Regions from separate parts of the Homo sapiens genome. Here region 1 is linked to region 2. A link is an interaction called in ENCODE POLR2A ChIA-PET data of the cell type or tissue named here. Cell type or tissue: Panc1. All regions are shown on one strand. Links, peaks and the distances in the headings refer to the core of each region. The heading gives the core; the rest is flanking DNA.

What was found. ChIA-PET counts read pairs that join two places held together with the same protein. Peaks named below come from ENCODE experiments on the same cell type or tissue, not always from the same donor. Only the 100,000 strongest peaks of a DNase experiment are listed, where the experiment ranks them.
Region 1: POLR2A ChIA-PET joins it to region 2 with 7 read pairs; 4 of 35 experiments call an interaction of 5 or more read pairs at or near these places.

The regions. Positions count from the first base shown.
Region 1 is chr19:17,536,423-17,544,742 of GRCh38, forward strand. It overlaps NIBAN3 (niban apoptosis regulator 3), which reads left to right. Exons shown (of 15, transcript NM_001321827.2): 5 at 954-1,121; 6 at 2,728-2,843; 7 at 2,925-3,029; 8 at 3,181-3,343; 9 at 3,970-4,160; 10 at 5,714-5,872; 11 at 6,895-7,011; 12 at 7,102-7,209. Among named protein-coding and RNA genes, the nearest start is that of NIBAN3, 13 kb to the left of the region's middle. RefSeq lists silencers at 2,865-2,954, 3,365-3,684. In Panc1, for the core only: no CTCF peak of the experiment used is centred there; a DNase peak (open chromatin) is centred at 3,449; H3K4me3 peaks cover 978 bases.
Region 2 is chr19:17,419,717-17,428,036 of GRCh38, forward strand. It overlaps MVB12A (multivesicular body subunit 12A), which reads left to right and starts at 331. Exons shown (of 9, transcript NM_138401.4): 1 at 331-509; 2 at 597-695; 3 at 822-918; 4 at 2,616-2,742; 5 at 3,782-3,901; 6 at 3,977-4,083; 7 at 4,290-4,351; 8 at 4,905-4,961; 9 at 5,215-5,616. The coding sequence starts at 420. The coding sequence ends at 5,277. RefSeq lists silencers at 78-287, 428-657 and an enhancer at 4,137-4,662. In Panc1, for the core only: no CTCF peak of the experiment used is centred there; no DNase peak of the experiment used is centred there; H3K4me3 peaks cover 1,134 bases; H3K27ac peaks cover 808 bases.

The sequences.
Region 1 (8,320 bases), core at 209-8,208, 120 kb after region 2:
ACGTGATCCGCCTGCCTCAGGCTCCCAAAGTGCTGGGATTACAGGCATGACCCACCTCGCCTGGCCTGGATTGTTGGGTTTTATCGCAGTCTGTGTTTATCATCCTGGAAAGTGGAACAAAACACTGGAGACAGGATACCCTAAATATTTCTTTTCATATACTTATGTTTTTAATAAAAAATATCTTGTGCAGGCTGGTCTGGAACTCCTGGGCCCAAGGGATCCTCCCACTTCAGCCTCCAAAGGTGCTGGGATTACAGGCATGAGCCACCGCGGCTGGTCCCCAAATAAATTAACCAAAGCTGAATTCACTTATTTTGTCTTGTCAATAATTCTAGGTCATCGGTATCACTGTTAACCCCATTTGGGCAGGAAAATCACAGCTCATAGAGCTGTGTGCCCTAGTCATAGAGCTAGAAAGTAGCTTGGCCAGGCTGGGCACAATGGCTCACACCTGTAATCCTAGTACTTTGGGAGGCTGAGGCAGGCAGATCGCTTGAGCTCAGGAGTTCAAGACCAGCCTGGGTAACATAGTGAGACCCTGTCCCTTTTGTTAAAAAAAGAAAGAAAATGAAAGTGGTTTGGTCAGGTTGGAACCCGGGTCTGACTGACTCCAAAACCCCACATAAAGCCGGACGACTCAGATAACATCCCAGCTTGAATGGATTGGTGGTGGCTGCCAGGAGGACTGTATTAAGGATGCTAAGGCTGGAAAACAGTTCTGGGATGGATTGGTGATGTCTGCCTTGGGCATGCAGTGGAAGAAGGTGACCCTGCCTCCCCCAAAACTGTGCCCCACCCAGTGCTGTTGGAATAAGGATGGTGGCAAGTATCGTGGTATGACTCATATTTATCGAGCAACTGCCCATGCCAGGGACTGCTGTATGCATTTCAGGGGTATTTTCTCCTAGTGAATGAACGTCTAGAAGATGCGACCTCCTGTTTGTTTTCAGGAGACCATACTCAGGAAGAGCCTGACTCCCTCTTGGAAGTGCCTGTGAGCTTCCCGCTGTTCCTGCAGCACCCCTTCCGCCGGCACCTCTGCTTCTCTGCAGCCACCAGGGAGGCACAGCATGCCTGGAGGCTGGCCCTGCAGGGTGGCATCCGGCTTCAGGGCATAGGTGGGTCTCAGGACGGGTCAGACATTTGTGGGGCTAATGGTCTGGGGTCAGATGGCTCAGCCTCTGTTGGCTCGGGACCTCTCCAGGCCTCACTTTCTTTACCCAGAAAATGGGTTTTTAGGCCAGGTGTGGTGGTTCATGCCTGTAATTCTAGCATTTTGGGAGGCCGAGGCAGGCAGATCACCCAATGTCAGGAGTTCGAGACCAGCCTGGACAACATGGCGAAATCCTGTCTCTACTAAAAATACAAAAATTAGCTGGGCATGGTGGAAGGCACCTGTAATCCCAGCCACTCGGGAGGCTGAGGCAGGAGAATCACTTGAACCCGGGAGGTGGAGGTTGCAGTGAGCCAAGATCGCGGCACTGCACTCCAGCCTGGGCAACAAGAGCAAAACTCCATCACACACACACACACACACGAGAAGAAAATGGGTTGTTGGGGGAGCCAGAAGGGACACCAGGCAGTTGTGAGTGACTAGGGCTGTAACAGAGACACACAGGGTGCTATGGGAGCTCAGCCTGAGGGATGGGGGTTAGAGCAGGCTTCCCAGATGAGGGGAAGCTGGGGTCTGTAAAAGATGAAGGACTAGCCGCTGGGCGCGGTGGCTCACACCTGTAATCCCAGCACTTTGGGAGGCCGAGGCGGGAGGATCACGAGGTCAGGAGATTGAGACCATCCTCGCTAACACGGTGAAACCCCATCTCTACTAAAAATACAAAAAATTAGCCGAGCGTGGTGGCAGGCGCCTGTAGTCCCAGCTACTCGGGAGGCTGAGGCAGGAGAATGGCATGAACCCAGGAGGTGGAGCTTGCAGTAAGCCGAGATGGTGCCACTGCACTCCAGCCTGGGCAACAGAGTGAGACTCTGTCTTAAAAAAAAAAAAAAAAAAAGATGAGGGGCCAGCCAGATGAAGAAGGGGAATAGGTCAGGCACAGTGGCGTGGTGGCATGAGCTTGTGGTCTCAGCTACTCAGGAGGCTTAGGTGGGAGGATCACTTGAGCCCAGGACTTGGAGGCTGCAGTAAGCAATGATCATGCTACCGCACTTCAGCCTGAGCAACAGAGAGACCCCCTGAGAAAGAGAGAGAAAAGAAAAGAAAAGAGGAGAGAAGAGAACAGAAGAAAGAAAAGAAGGAAAAAGAAAGGAAAGAAAAAGAAAAGAAAGGAGAAAGAAAGAAGAAAGAAAGCAAGAAAGAAAGAAAGAGAAAGAAAGAAAGAGAGGGAGGGAGGGAAAGGAAGGAAGAAAGGGAGGAAGGGAAAGAGAGAAAGAAAAAAGTAGGGGAGCAGCAGGACTGACACACACAGTTGGGCAGGTTGTTGACTGCACAAACGATGCAACTAGAGGAACAGCTAGTGGCTGCAGTATGTATGGCCTGAACTGCTGGTCACGGGGCTGTGGCTGCCAGTAGAGGGTTCCTTCTAAGTTGAATAAACATGATGGTCTTGGGGGACTGTGTTCCCTGTGGAGGGCATTGCCTATGCAAAGTTCCAGAGATGGGTGAGACTTGGGTGTTGGGGACCTGGCCAGGCGGAGGGCTTCCTCCCCGGGCCATCGGGAGCCAGGCAGGGGAGCTACCAGCAGGCACTGAGGAGCAGCCCCTCTCAGTCCTGCAGCGAAGCCAGGCCCCTGCTGCCCGGGCCTTCCTGGACGCCGTCCGACTCTACCGGCAGCACCAAGGCCACTTTGGCGACGACGACGTGACCCTAGGCTCAGACGCCGAGGTTAGTGCCCCGCGAGGCCGCACCCGGGACCCCCAGGACCCTCCCGGCCGACCGCGGCGCCCATGGCCCCCTCTCCTGCAGGTGCTGACCGCGGTGCTGATGCGGGAGCAACTTCCCGCGCTGCGAGCCCAGACCCTTCCTGGCCTGCGGGGGGCAGGCCGCGCCCGCGCCTGGGCCTGGACCGAGGTATGCACGGCGTCCGGATCCGGGATAGGGGGCGGGATGCGGGCGTTCGGGTTCCCCTCCCACGACTGTCGCCTAAACCCTCTCCCGATCTCTCTGACCCCCATCCCCGCCCCGTGTCTCGGCTTTGTCCCCCCTCGACCGGTCTGGGCAGCTTCTAGACGCCGTTCACGCAGCTGTCCTGGCCGGGGCCTCCGCCGGGCTCTGCGCCTTCCAGCCCGAAAAGGACGAGCTGCTTGCGTCGCTGGAGAAGACGATCCGCCCGGACGTGGACCAGCTGCTGCGGCAGCGGGCGCGTGTGGCGGGGCGGCTGAGGAGTGAGGCCCTGGGGCGGAGCCTGGGCTGGGAGGGGCGAGGCGATGCTGGGGAAAAAGGGGCGTGACCTAAGCGAAGAATGGGCTTGAAGTTATGTAAAATGGGGGCGTGGTCAGAGAGGGGCGGGGCCAAGCATAGGATGTGCAAGGGAACGGGTGGGGAAGGGGCGGGGCCAAAGCGAGGCGGTGGGCGTGGTCTTGTGGTCGAGGCACTGGGGGCGGGGCCTAGAGTCTGTCCGGAGGAAACCAGGTCCTAAGGGGGCTGCTTGGATACAAAAAGGGCGGGGCCTCAGCGGGGGATAGGCGTGGCCTTGAGGCTGAGGCTCGAGGAGTTGAGGCCCAGAGCCGGGCCAATGCGGGTGGGCGGGCCTGGGAAGTAGAACAGCGGAGGAGGGGCGGGGGTAAAGGCTGATACATGGGCAGCGGTGGGCCAAGGTGGCCCCTACAAAGACCCAGGTGGGAATCCTGACTGGGCCCGCCCCTCCGAGGCTCAGTTTTCTCATCATTACAATGGGTAGAAGAGGGCGCTCAGCGTCCCTGCTCGCGTCCCCCTCGCGAGGGCCCCTGCACATCCCCATCTGTGAGGCACCTTGCGGAGGGGACTCCAGACCAGTGTCTTCCACTCCCAGCGGATATCAGGGGACCGCTCGAGTCGTGCCTGCGCCGGGAGGTGGACCCGCAGCTGCCCCGGGTCGTGCAGACCCTGCTGCGCACCGTGGAAGCCTCGCTCGAGGCGGTGCGGACCCTCCTGGCTCAAGGCATGGACCGACTGTCCCACCGCCTGCGCCAGAGCCCCTCAGGCACGCGGCTGCGCAGGGAGGTGAGCTCCCGTGGGTAGGGGTTCAGTGAGCCAGAGGGTGATGTGTTAACTTGAGTCTTTCCTGTGGAGAATCTTCACTGAATTTGTTCTAGGCTGCTTTTTACTTATTGTGGACCCATCACCATGCTATGGTCAGTGGAGCACAGTTTTTGTTTGTTTTTTGTTTTTGAGACAGGGGTGTCGCTCTGTCACCCTGGCTGAAGTGTAGTGGCACAATCTTAACTCACTGCAGCCTCGACCTCCCGGGCTTAATCAATCCTCTTACTTTAGCATCCCAAGTAGCTGGAAATACAGGCGCACGCCACCAAGCCCAGCTAATTTTTTAATTTTTTTGTAGAGATGGGGGTCTTGCTTTGTTGCCCAGGCTGGTCTCAAACTCCTGGGCTCAAGCGATCTGCCTGCATTGGCCTCCCAAAGTGCTGGGATTACAGGCTTGAGCCACCGCACTGGCCATGGAACACAGTTTAAAACGTGAGGGGAAAGGAGTTGGATGAGAAAAGTGGCAATTTAGCAAAATCAGTCTGAGGTCATCCCCCAAACTCCTCCTCCCATTCCCCTGTAGGGCAACAACCCAGAGAATTCTGCTCAAGGCAGGTCACCTCAGTGCATCTGATATACAAGTAGCACCTAAAATACATACATACATATATACATACATACATACATACATACATACATACATACATACATAGAATAGCACCTACTATGTACCAGGCAACCTTCAACTCATTCTTAAGCCTCCATTTCCTAATCACCTTCTCCAGGAACTGTCCCTGGTCCCCTCTATGTCTTGCAGTAGCCTGTGCTTCTCTTATCACAGCCTGACTTTCATACCACTGTGGGTGATTTCTATACTCTGTCTCCCCTAATTTGTAAGCAGAGACTGGGTTAGAGTATTCCATTTCTGCAGCCCCAGGGCCCAGCACAGACAGAACATGAGATGGTATTCACAGATCTGGGCCAGGAAATGTGCTCATTTCCTCTCAATTGTGCCAGCATCGCTTGTTATAGTTTTTTCAGGTTTTATCATTTTATGTCCATGACACCGTGCCTCACTGCTACTTATTTTATTTTATTTTATTTTATTTTATTTTATTTTATTTTATTTTATTTTATTTTATTTTTGAGACAGAGTCTCATTTTGCCGCCCAGGCTGAAGTGCAGTGGTGCGATCTTGGCTCACTGCAACCTCCTGGGTTCAAGCAATTCTCATGCCTCAGCCTCCCAAGTAGCTGGGAGTACAGGTGTGTGCCACTACACCTAGCTAATTTTTGTATTTTTAGTTGAGACAGGGTTTCACCATGCTGGCCAGGCTGGTATCGAACTCCTCACCTCAAGTGATCCACCCACCTCGGCCTCCCAAACTGATGGGACTACAGGTGTGAGCCACCATGCCTGGCCCACCACTATTGTATTATGAGTTTCTTTGGTGACAGCTGAGACGGGATGTATTTTCATTTGTGTTTCTCCTTTGGTGAATTGGTAATGGGGTCCCTGGCCCTTTGCAATCAGCTGACAGCATTTTTCCCCCAAAACTGCTTCCGGGAGCACAGGTTTACTCATTTGGGGAGATGCCGTGGGACTTGGCGCTGATGCAGACATGCTACCGTGAGGCCGAGCGGAGCCGGGGGCGCTTGGGGCAGCTGGCAGCACCGTTTGGCTTTCTGGGGATGCAGAGCCTCGTGTTTGGGGCCCAAGATCTTGCACAGCAGGTGAGGGTGAGAGGAGGCTGGGATGAGGCCAGGCTGTGAAGACAGCCTCCACTGACCTCCTGCTAAGTGTGCCCTGGAGAGACCACGATGATCGAGACAACTCCGCGGGGCTGCCAGTCTCATGGGGACATGAGCCCGTGACCAGGCAGCAGCCACATGTGGTGGACAGAGCTGGGGCAGGGTGTACAGGGAGCGCCAAGGATGTTCCTGATCCACCTCTGGGGTTGACAGGACTTTCAGGAGGAGGGGACTTCCAACATGGGAGAGCAATGGGAGGAATGGCGTTGCCACCAGTCCCGAGTGAATAGTGTTGAGAGTGCTTGTCTGCATTTGGGGAACGTGGAGCAATTTTTCAGAAATGGGGAAGATAGGCCGGCGACATGGACGGGCAGATCGCGCAGTGCCTTGAGCGTGGGGCTAAGGGGTGAGCTCTTTCCTGAGGGCAATGGGGAGCCAGAGCAGGTATGTGAGCAGGGGGAGGGCATGGCTGGATTTAAGGTTTAGGAAGCTTTGCCTGCCATAGGGAGCACAGGCTGTTGGGGACAGGAAAAGAGGAGGCAGGGAGGAGGCCTGCACCAGGATGGGGGATGTCAGTGGGGAGAAGCAATAAGTGTTTTGAAGTCTGAGATGGGACCTGCTGATGGACATGGTGACAGAAGAAGACAGAGAGTGAGATGATCCAGCACTACCTGGCACAGTTGTTCAGTTTGTGCACTGCACAAAAGCACTCAGTGGAGGAGGCTGAACTCTGGCTGGCTCCCTACTCCCCATTCTGGGCATCCTGGCACCATCTCCCAGAGGGAAGGGGCTTTCTGTCAGTTTGCACATAGTCCCCCACAGACTAGACAATCCCCAGGTCCTGAGAGGAGGGGAAAGGTGTTTCCTGGGACAAGGAGGAGGAGGTTGGGCAGAGGTGGCTGGTTGGAACAGGTTGGATGCTGAGAAGGGGTCAGCTGGGCAGGAGTGGGGCCCGGGAGGCTGGAGCACAGATTCTGGGGTCATCATAGCATCTCCTCCCACAGCTCATGGCTGACGCCGTGGCCACCTTCCTGCAGCTGGCTGACCAGTGTCTGACGACGGCCCTCAACTGTGACCAGGCTGCCCAGAGGCTGGAGAGAGTCAGGGGGCGCGTGCTGAAGGTGTGTTCTGTGGGTACGGGGTGGCATGGGGTGGCAGTGGGCCTGGGTGCTCAGATGGTTGCTGGACGCACCGCTGGGTGTGTTGTGCAGAAATTCAAATCGGACAGCGGGTTGGCGCAGAGGAGGTTCATCCGAGGCTGGGGTCTCTGCATCTTTTTACCTTTTGTGCTGAGCCAACTCGAGCCAGGCTGCAAAAAGGTGAGTTAATGGGAAGTGTGCAAGAGGGTCTGACAGCATCACCATGCATCCACTTAAAGTGGGCAAGAATGCTCTTTGAGGCTGGGCGCAGTGGCTCATGCCTGTAATCCCAGCAATTTGGGAGGCCAAGGCAGGCAGATCACAAGGTCAGGAGTTCGAGACTAGCCTGGCTAACATAGTGAAACCCTGTCTCTACTAAAAATACAAAAAATTAGCCAGGCATGGTGATGGGCGCCTGTAATTCCAGCTACTCAGGAGGCTGAAGCAGGAAAATCGCTTGAACCCGGGAGGGGAAGGTTGCAGTGAGCCGAGATCGCGCCATTGCACTCCAGCCTGGGCGACAGAGTGAAACTCAGTCTCAAAAAAAAAAAAAAAAAAGAATGCTCTTTGATCATTAGAGACCATTTGACCTTAATCCTAGCACTTTGGGAGGCCAAAGTGTGGGGATTGCTTGAGGCCAGGAGATCAGTCTGTACAACATAGTGAAACTCCATCTCTATAAAAATACAGAAGTTAGCCAGGCGTGACAGCATGTGCCTGTGGTCCCAGCTACTCTGGAGGCCAAGAGGTGGGAGGATCAATTGAGCCTAGGAAGTCGAGGCTGCAGTGAGCTAGGATCGCACCACTGCACTCCAGCCTGGGCAACAGAGCAAGGGCCTGTCTCTTTTTAAGAGACTTCCATACCCTGAGCCCTGGAGCTGGGTCAGGTGGCTTTTCTGGGCTTCCACAATGCCCTCTGCTTCACCTATGACGGGGTTCATTACCCTGTGTCTGCCACAGAAGAGCTGGGATGGGTCCCACACATCGCATATCACCTGGTGACATGGGCATCAGTGGAGGGAGGAGGTGGATGGAGAGTGGGTAAGGGTTGGGTGGGGAGTTACCAGGGAGTCAGGAAGGATGTCCCTGTGAAATGAAGGCATGGGCCATGTCCCGGGAAGGGCATTCCAGGCAGAGGGCACAGCATGTGCAAAGGCCCTGAGGCCTGACCATGCCTGGTGTGTTGGAGGAACAGTGACAAGGTGGGTGTGGCTGAAGCTCAGTGAGTGGAAGAGTGGGAAGGAGGTCAGCGGGAGTCCTAGGTACCTAGGCACACAGGGCTCATGGGCAC
Region 2 (8,320 bases), core at 268-8,267:
CGGCCACAAAGCTCCCAACTTTTCCGTTAAGCACCGAGCTTTTTTCTAGACTAGCAGCTGAGGCCGGAAGGAATTCTGGGGAACGTAGTGCAGACTTGCAGAGAACGAGTCTCTTGGTCCTGTGCCGTAGCATTTCCGGCGGAAGTTGCTGGGCGCGGAAAGCCGGCAAGACCTTTTTTTCCGCCATCATCGCTCACGCGCGCAACCCTGGCGACGCGTGGTGGCGAGGCTCCGCCTCCCCACGCCATTGGCCAGCAGCTCCTCGGGCACGCGTATACTGCGCTTCCGGGCAATCTCCGCCCCCCCCCCCCGCATGGCCTTCTGGGAGTTGTAGTTCGGTCGCGAGCGCTGCCGTCGGGAGGCGCTCCGAGGTTCGAGGCTGTGCCCCGCGACCCCGCCTTCGGCGCTCGGCTCGCAGGATGGATCCCGTACCCGGGACAGACTCGGCGCCGCTGGCTGGCCTGGCCTGGTCGTCGGCCTCTGCACCCCCGCCGCGGGGGTTCAGCGCGGTGAGCGGCGTCGAGGGGCGGGGGTCGAATGGGGGAGGCAGTCGCTGTGGGGTGGGAGTCCGGCGCTGACCCGCGTCCTCCCGGTAGATCTCCTGCACCGTCGAGGGGGCACCCGCCAGCTTTGGCAAGAGCTTCGCGCAGAAATCTGGCTACTTCCTGTGCCTTAGTTCTCTGGGCAGCCTAGAGGTAAGAGGTGCCCACCTTCGGAACCACCAGGGTCTGCCCACCTCCCCTGCCCATTCACGGTGCCCTATGCCAGGTGCGCTGTCCCCGCTGCTAGCCACCCTCGCCGTGTCCCCCTTCCACCCCCAGAACCCGCAGGAGAACGTGGTGGCCGATATCCAGATCGTGGTGGACAAGAGCCCCCTGCCGCTGGGCTTCTCCCCCGTCTGCGACCCCATGGATTCCAGTAAGGGCTGCTTCGGAGGCGAGAGTTGTCCGGGTCCCTTGCAGGGAGGAGCGGGGGAGGAGGGACGACGGGCGCGCGGTATCTGAGCCTCGGCTGCCCCCTGGCACACGGGGTGATGACAGGGTTGGCTGAGGACTCAGAGCCCTGCCCTAGGGTGGACCGACATCCCCTGTCCTGATTCAAAATGTGTGATATGATTGGCACAGCCTGCATCCTCGAGTTAAGTGTTCAGTCCACGCCACCTGTTTCACTACTGTTGTGCTACTTGTGTCTTTTTACACCATAGCCAAGCAAAACCACTGCGCAGTTTTCTTTTTCATTTCCAGGCTTTGCACACGCCGCTTCCTCTGCCTGGGGCACTTTTTCTCTCCTTTTTGTAGCTCATTCTCCGTCCTCCGTCAGATGTCACCTTCACCCTTCCCTACCCCTCCTCTTCTGGGCCCACAACCCTAGTGCAGCCCTCCCAGCCCCACCTGAACTTTCCCACCCTTTCTTGTCATTTTTATTTGACTCAGGCTATATTCATTCATACTAGAGTTGGCAAACCTTTTTTTTTTTTTTTTTCTTCAGACGGAGTTTCGCTCTTGTTGCCCAGGCTGGAGTGCAATGGCGCGATCTCAGCTCACCACAACCTCCGACTCCCGGGTTCAAGCGATTCTCCTGCCTCATCCTCCAGAGTAGCTGGGATTACAGGCATGCGCCACCACGCCTGGCTAATTTTGTATTTTTAGTAGAGACGGGGTTTCTCCATGTTGGTCAGGCTGGTTTCGAACTCGTGACCTCAGGTGATCCACCTGCCTGGGCCTCCCAAAGTGCTGGGATTACAGGCGTGAGCCACCGCACCCGGCCAAACTTTTTTTCTTTATTTTTTCTTAGAGTTGGCAAACTTTTATGTAAAGGGCCTTATAGTAAATATTTTAGGCTTTACAGGGCAGATGATGTGTTTTGCATATTCAATTTTTTTACAATTCCTTAAAAATGTAAAAATCACTCTTAACACATCAGCTGTATGAAACCAGGCCTTAGGCTTGGTGTGGTGGTTCACACCTGTAATCCCAGCACTTTGGGAGCCTGAGGCGGGCAGATCACCTGAGGTCAGGAGTTCCAGACCAGCCTGGCCAACATGGTGAAACCCTGTCTCTACTAAAAATACAAAATTAGCTGGGCATGGTGGTGGGCGCCTGTAGTCCCAGCTACTTGGGAGGCTGAGGCAAGAGAATTGTTTGAACCTGGGAGGCGGAGGTTGGAGTGAGCTGAGATTGCGCCATTGCACTCCAGCCTGGGCGACAGAGTGAGACTCTGTCTCAAAAAGAAAAGAAAAGAAAACAGACCTTGAGCCAGATTTGGCTCATGGGTGCTAGTTGTCCAACCTCTATAGGATTAGAGGGCTCATGGAAAGTAAGTTTTGAGGGCCACGATGGGCACCCAGCTCTGTCCGATTCCACAGCTAGCCACCCCATGAATGCAGCTTCATATCACCAAAGATCAGCCTACTCCAGCGGTTCCTAAAGGCTGCATGGAATCCCCTCCTTCATCTATACCATTCATGATTTAACCACTCCTCCCACCCCCATCCCCAATGTTGTCCATGTGGCTGCCTTAAACAGCACCCTGGCGAGCCTCATCCTAGAGTCATCTTTGGGCCTTCCCACCCCTGCCTGGCTTCCCTCTCTCACTCCCCTACCCCCCACTCCCAGAGGCCTCTGTGTCCAAGAAGAAACGCATGTGTGTGAAGCTGTTGCCCCTGGGAGCCACGGACACGGCTGTGTTTGATGTCCGGCTGAGTGGGAAGACCAAGACAGTGCCTGGATACCTTCGAATAGGGTAGGGCCACCCCCCAGTGTCTAGCCACCTTCCCTGCCCTCCCAACTCATGATCTCACCAATCTGACCCTCAAGGACACCCCTGAGGTCTCCTGTTCCTTCTTCTACCTTCTGAGCCTCAGATTCTGCATGTTAAAACCGGGACATATATATCATCTTGTAGGACTGTCATTAGGAGTCAGTGACTTGGTGTCTAAAGTAGACATAACAGGACTGGGCGCGGTGGCTCACGCCTGTAATCCCAGCACTTTGGGAGGCTGAGGCGGGCCGATCACAAGGTCAGGAGATCGAGACCATCCTGACTAACATGTTGAAACCCCATCTCTACTGAAAATACAAAAAATTAGCCGGGTATGGTGGCACACGCCTGTAGTCCCAGCTACTTGGGAGGCTGAGGCAGGAAAATCACTTGAACCTGGAAGGCGGAGGTTGCAGTGAGTTGAGATCGCGCCACTGCACTCCAGTCTGGGGCGACAGAGCGAGACTCCGTCTCAAAAATAAAATAAAATAAATAAAAATAAAGTAGACAGAACGGTGATTTGAACCCAGCAGTATTAGTTTGGTGTGGTGCTTCGGGTGTGGGTCAAGATGCTGAAACAAAAATCCCCCAAAAGACTGGGCACGGTGGCTCACGCCTGTAGTCCCAGCACTTTGGAAGGCCAAGGCGGGCGGATCACCTGAGGTCAGGAGTTCGAGACCAGCCTGGCCAACATGGTGAAACTCCGTTTCTACTTAAAAAAAAAAAAAAAAAAAAAAAATTAGCTGGGCATGGTTGCCTGTAATCCCAGCTAATCCAGAGGCTGAGGCAGGAGAATCGTTTGAACCTGGGAGGTGGAGATTGCAGTGAGTCTAGATTGCGCCATTGCACTCCAGCCTGGGCAACATGAGCGAAACTCCGTCCCCAAAAAAAAAAAAAAAAAAAATTCCCCCAAAAGACAGAGGTCACCTGCATGCCCGGGTCCCCCGCCTTCTCCAGGGGCTATCCTCAACCCTGGCCCCACACCGGGCCAGCATCCCTCCCACCTTCCCTCCTGGTCCAGGGACATGGGCGGCTTTGCCATCTGGTGCAAGAAGGCCAAGGCCCCGAGGCCAGTGCCCAAGCCCCGAGGTCTCAGCCGGGACATGCAGGGCCTCTCTCTGGATGCAGCCAGCCAGCCAAGGTGAGTCCTCAGGCACCGGAGTGGGGGTGGCCGTTGTGGGAGGATGAGGCTTAACCTGAGTCATCCCACCTCCAGTAAGGGCGGCCTCCTGGAGCGGACAGCGTCAAGGCTGGGCTCTCGGGCATCCACTCTGCGGAGGAATGACTCCATCTACGAGGCCTCCAGCCTCTATGGCATCTCAGGTGAGCACAGAGTGGGGAAACTGAGGCGTGGAAGTGGAGGGTGTGACTGTCTTGAGATTACACAACCAGGAAGGATCTTCCTACTTCCCTCTCCCAACTCTGGATTCTGTAAAGACTGAAGGAGCCAGGCTGTGCGGGTTGGGCCTCTGTGGGTGGGGTGGGCAGTTCCCTACACCTCACCTCCTCCCCTCGCACGTGTTTTTCAGCCATGGATGGGGTTCCCTTCACACTCCACCCACGATTTGAGGGCAAGAGCTGCAGCCCCCTGGTGAGTCGGGGTCTCAGGGAGCCTGGGTCTGCGCCTGCCATCACCATTCTGGGTGCCAGGACATCCCTGTATCCAGTGCCCCAGCACAGAGGGCCACATCCTGGGTTGGGGCTGGAGTGTGTCACCTCCAGGTGGCAGCTGGAAGGTCTTCAGTCTTAGAATGGGGAGGGATCCATCCAGAGAAAGCAGCTGGACACCAGTAGCTAGAGGCTGTGACAAGAAGGGGGAGGGATGCTGGGCATGGTGGCTCACGACTGTGATCCCAGCACTTTGGGAGACCAAGGCAGGTGGATCACTTGAGGCCAGGAGATCGAGACCAGCCTGGCCAACATGGTGAAACCTCGTCTCTATTGAAAATACAAAAATTAGCCAGGCGCGGCTTTAGAGACTTTGTCTCTAAAAACAAAACAAAACAAACAAGAAAAATAAGGGGGAGGGATGTCCGAGGGAATATTCGGGGAGTGTTGGGGGGAGGGCAGGACCCCTTGAAGACGAAGGAAAGGGGGTTTCAGGTTGAGATCGGGCCCAAGGCTGACCCACCTCTGCCCGCCAGGCCTTCTCTGCTTTTGGGGACCTGACCATCAAGTCTCTGGCGGACATTGAGGAGGAGGTGGGTGCAGGGCTAGGGAGGAGGTGGGTGCAGGGCTAGGGAGGAGGTGCCTGAGGGGCCGGCACCCGCCCCTCGTCCGCCCCAGGCTGTCCCAGTTTTCCCCATCCCCGCTTTGCCCCAGACACACACCATCTCTCCAGGGCAGAAGACCACTCAAGTCCCTAAGTACCCACTCTGCCATTCCTCAGTCACTCCCCCTTTGGCCCTCTCTTTACTCTGGCACCTGTTCACTCTCTCTCTCCCCATCCCCCAGTATAACTACGGCTTCGTGGTGGAGAAGACCGCGGCTGCCCGCCTGCCCCCCAGCGTCTCATAGTCCCTCACCCTTCCGCGGAAAGAGCCCCCTTACTCCACCTCCCCGCCAGCCTGGGGCCACCCCCCCTCACTGCATCCTGGGGCCACCCCCACTCACTGCATCCTGGGAACCTTCGCCCTGCAAGGCGTTTGCTATCTTCAGCCACTGGGCGGAGCTGCAGCCCTGGAGGAGGGGGCGGGTCGAGGCTGCGTGGTGATGGGGTCTCCGCCCCCACGCCCTGCCGGGCAGGGCTGGAGCTGGACAGAAGCCAGTGCCTTTAAGTCATTTGTGTCAAAACCCTCTGGGGTCCGGAGGCTGTGCGGGTGTCCTCCTGGCAATAAACACTACCCGGTTCTCGCCCTCTGGAGTCCTGATCCTGCCGCCTGTCCACACTAGGCACTCTTGCACCGGGCAAGTGGGTGAAATCATGGCAGGGAGGCGGTGCTGCTGGGTCTCCCGTTTGTTGTTGTTGTTGTTGTTGTTGTTTGTTTGTTTTTTTCTGAGACGGGGGTCTCCCTCTGTGTCCCAGGCTGGGGTACGGTGGCACGATCTCGGCTCACTGCAACCTCCGCCTCTGGGGTTCAAGCGATTCTCCTGCCTCAGCCTCCCGAGTGGTTGGGATTACAGGCGTCCGCCACTACGCCCGGCTAATTTTTTGTATTTTCTATAGACGGGGTTTCACTGTGTTGGCCAGGCTGGTCTTGAACTCCTGACCTCAGGTGATCCGCCCGCCTCGGCCTCCCAAAGTGCTGGGATTATGGGCGTGAACCATCGCGCCTGGCTTGGGTCTTCCATTCTACAGAGTGGGAAACAGGCTCAGGGAGTGAGTGAGTCTGGATTCTAGATCATAGAGAAGACCTTGTCCCGGCCCTTCATCATTGGGCATAATAATAAAACAAGTACTGTTTCTACTGCAGTGGCCACATCCCCAACACGCGATACACCATTATTACCTCATTCAGTCTCCCTACAACCCACTGGGAAGCTCAGGTTTTGTTGCCATTTTCCAGATAAAGAAACTGAGATGGGGATGCTAAGGCCACAACTGGGACTGAAACCCAGCAATTGCTGTCTTTTTTCTTTTCTTTTCTTTTCTTTTTTTTTTTTTGAGACAGAGTCTTGCTCTGTCACCCAGGCTGGAGTGCAGTGGCGTGATCTCGGCTCACTGCAAGCTCCACCTCCCAGGTTCACGCCGTTCTCTGGCCTCAGCCTCCTGAGTAGCTGGGACTACAGGCACCCACCACCACGCCCGGCTAATTTTTTATATTTGTGGTAGAGACAGAGTTTCACCGTGCTAGCCAGGATGGTCTCGATCTCCTGAGCTTGTGCTCCACCCTCCTCGGCCTCCCAAAGTGCTGGGATTACAGGTGTAAGCCACAGCGCCCAGGCCTTTTTTTTTTTTCTTTCTTTTTTTTTTTGAGACAGCGCCTCATGCTGTCACCCAGGCTGGGTGAAGTGGCATGATCTCGACTCACTGCAACCTCTGCCTCCCAGATTCAAGTGATTCTCCTGCCTCAGCCGGCACCCCTTGCTGCTGAGTAGCTGGGACTACAGGCTTGGGCCACCATAACCAGCTAATTTGTATTTTGTATTTTTAGTAGAGACAGCGTTTCACCTTGTTGGCCAGGCTGGTCTCAAAGTCCTGACCTCAAGTGATCCCCCGCCTTGGCCTCCCAAAGTGCTAGGATTACAGGTGTGAGCCACTGCGCCCGGCCCAGGCCACACCATTTTCATCCACCAATTCATACAACCTTGTTTTATGTACATTTGTTTAAAAACACCTTATTTAATATCTATGGTGGATTCATTTACATTGAACTCACAGCCAACAGCACCGAAACTCACGTCTGCATAAAGCTTCTCTATAATGGATTTTCTCCATGAGGTGCATCACAGACTTTTTTTTTTTTAAGTATTTTATTTTTGGCATGATCATAGCTCACTGCAGCCTTGACCTCCCGGGCTCAGGTGATCCTCCAATCTCAGCCTCCTGAGTAGCTGGGACTACAGGCTACACTGGGCTAATTTAAAATTTTTTTTGTACTGATGGGGGTCTCACTATATTGCCCAGGCTGGTCTTGAACTCCTGGCCTTGGGCAGTCCTCCTGCCTCGGCTCCCAATGTGCTGGGATTACAGGCATGAGCCGCCGAGCCCAGCCATTGCAGCCTTTTGGTACTTAGGAAGCCTGGACAGCATTTCGGTGTCTGGGGGAATTTCAATGGCAAAATCACCAACAAAAACCACAAGAACATGGCCAGGCACAGTGGCTCATGCTTGTAATCCCAGCACTTTGGGAGGCCGAGGTGGGTGGATCACCTGAGGTCAGGAGTTCGAGACCAGCCTGGCCAACATAGTGAAACCCCATCTCTACCAAAAATACAGAATTAGCCAGGCTTGGTGGCAGGTGCCTGTTATCCCAGCTACTTGGGACACTGAGGCAGCAGAATCGCTTGAACCCTGGTGGGTGGAGGTTGCAGTGAGCTGAGATTGTGCCACTGCACTCCAGGCTGTGCAACAAGAGTGAAACTCCATTTCAAAAAAAAAAAAAAAAAAAAGAGAAGAAATTCACCACCCTAAACTCACACCTTCCTTCTCCCATAAGTGCATGCCCATGGACGTGTACGATGGCTGCTATGCTGCTGTTTCTCCTCTGGGCTGTTGTAGTCTTGTGGTGGCCCACATTCTGCTGCAGTTGGAAACATCCCCAGATCTCTGTGGTTTAGAAAAGCTGGCCAGGCATGATGGCTGATACCTGTAATCCCAGCACTTTGGGAGGCCGAGGCAGGCAGATCACCTGAGGTCAGGAGTTCGAGACCAGCCTGGCCAACGTAGTGAAACCCTGTTTCTACTAAAAATATAAAAATTAGCTGCGTGTGGTGGCACACGCCTGTAATCCTAGCTGCTTGGGAGGCTGAGGCAGGAGAATCGCTTGAACCCGGGAGGTCAAGGTTGCAGTGAGCCAAGATTGCACCATTGCACTCCAGCTTTGGCAACAAGAGTGAAACTCCATCTCAAAAAGAAAAAGAAGAACTAAGGCTGTCATACTTGGAGTCTCACATCTGT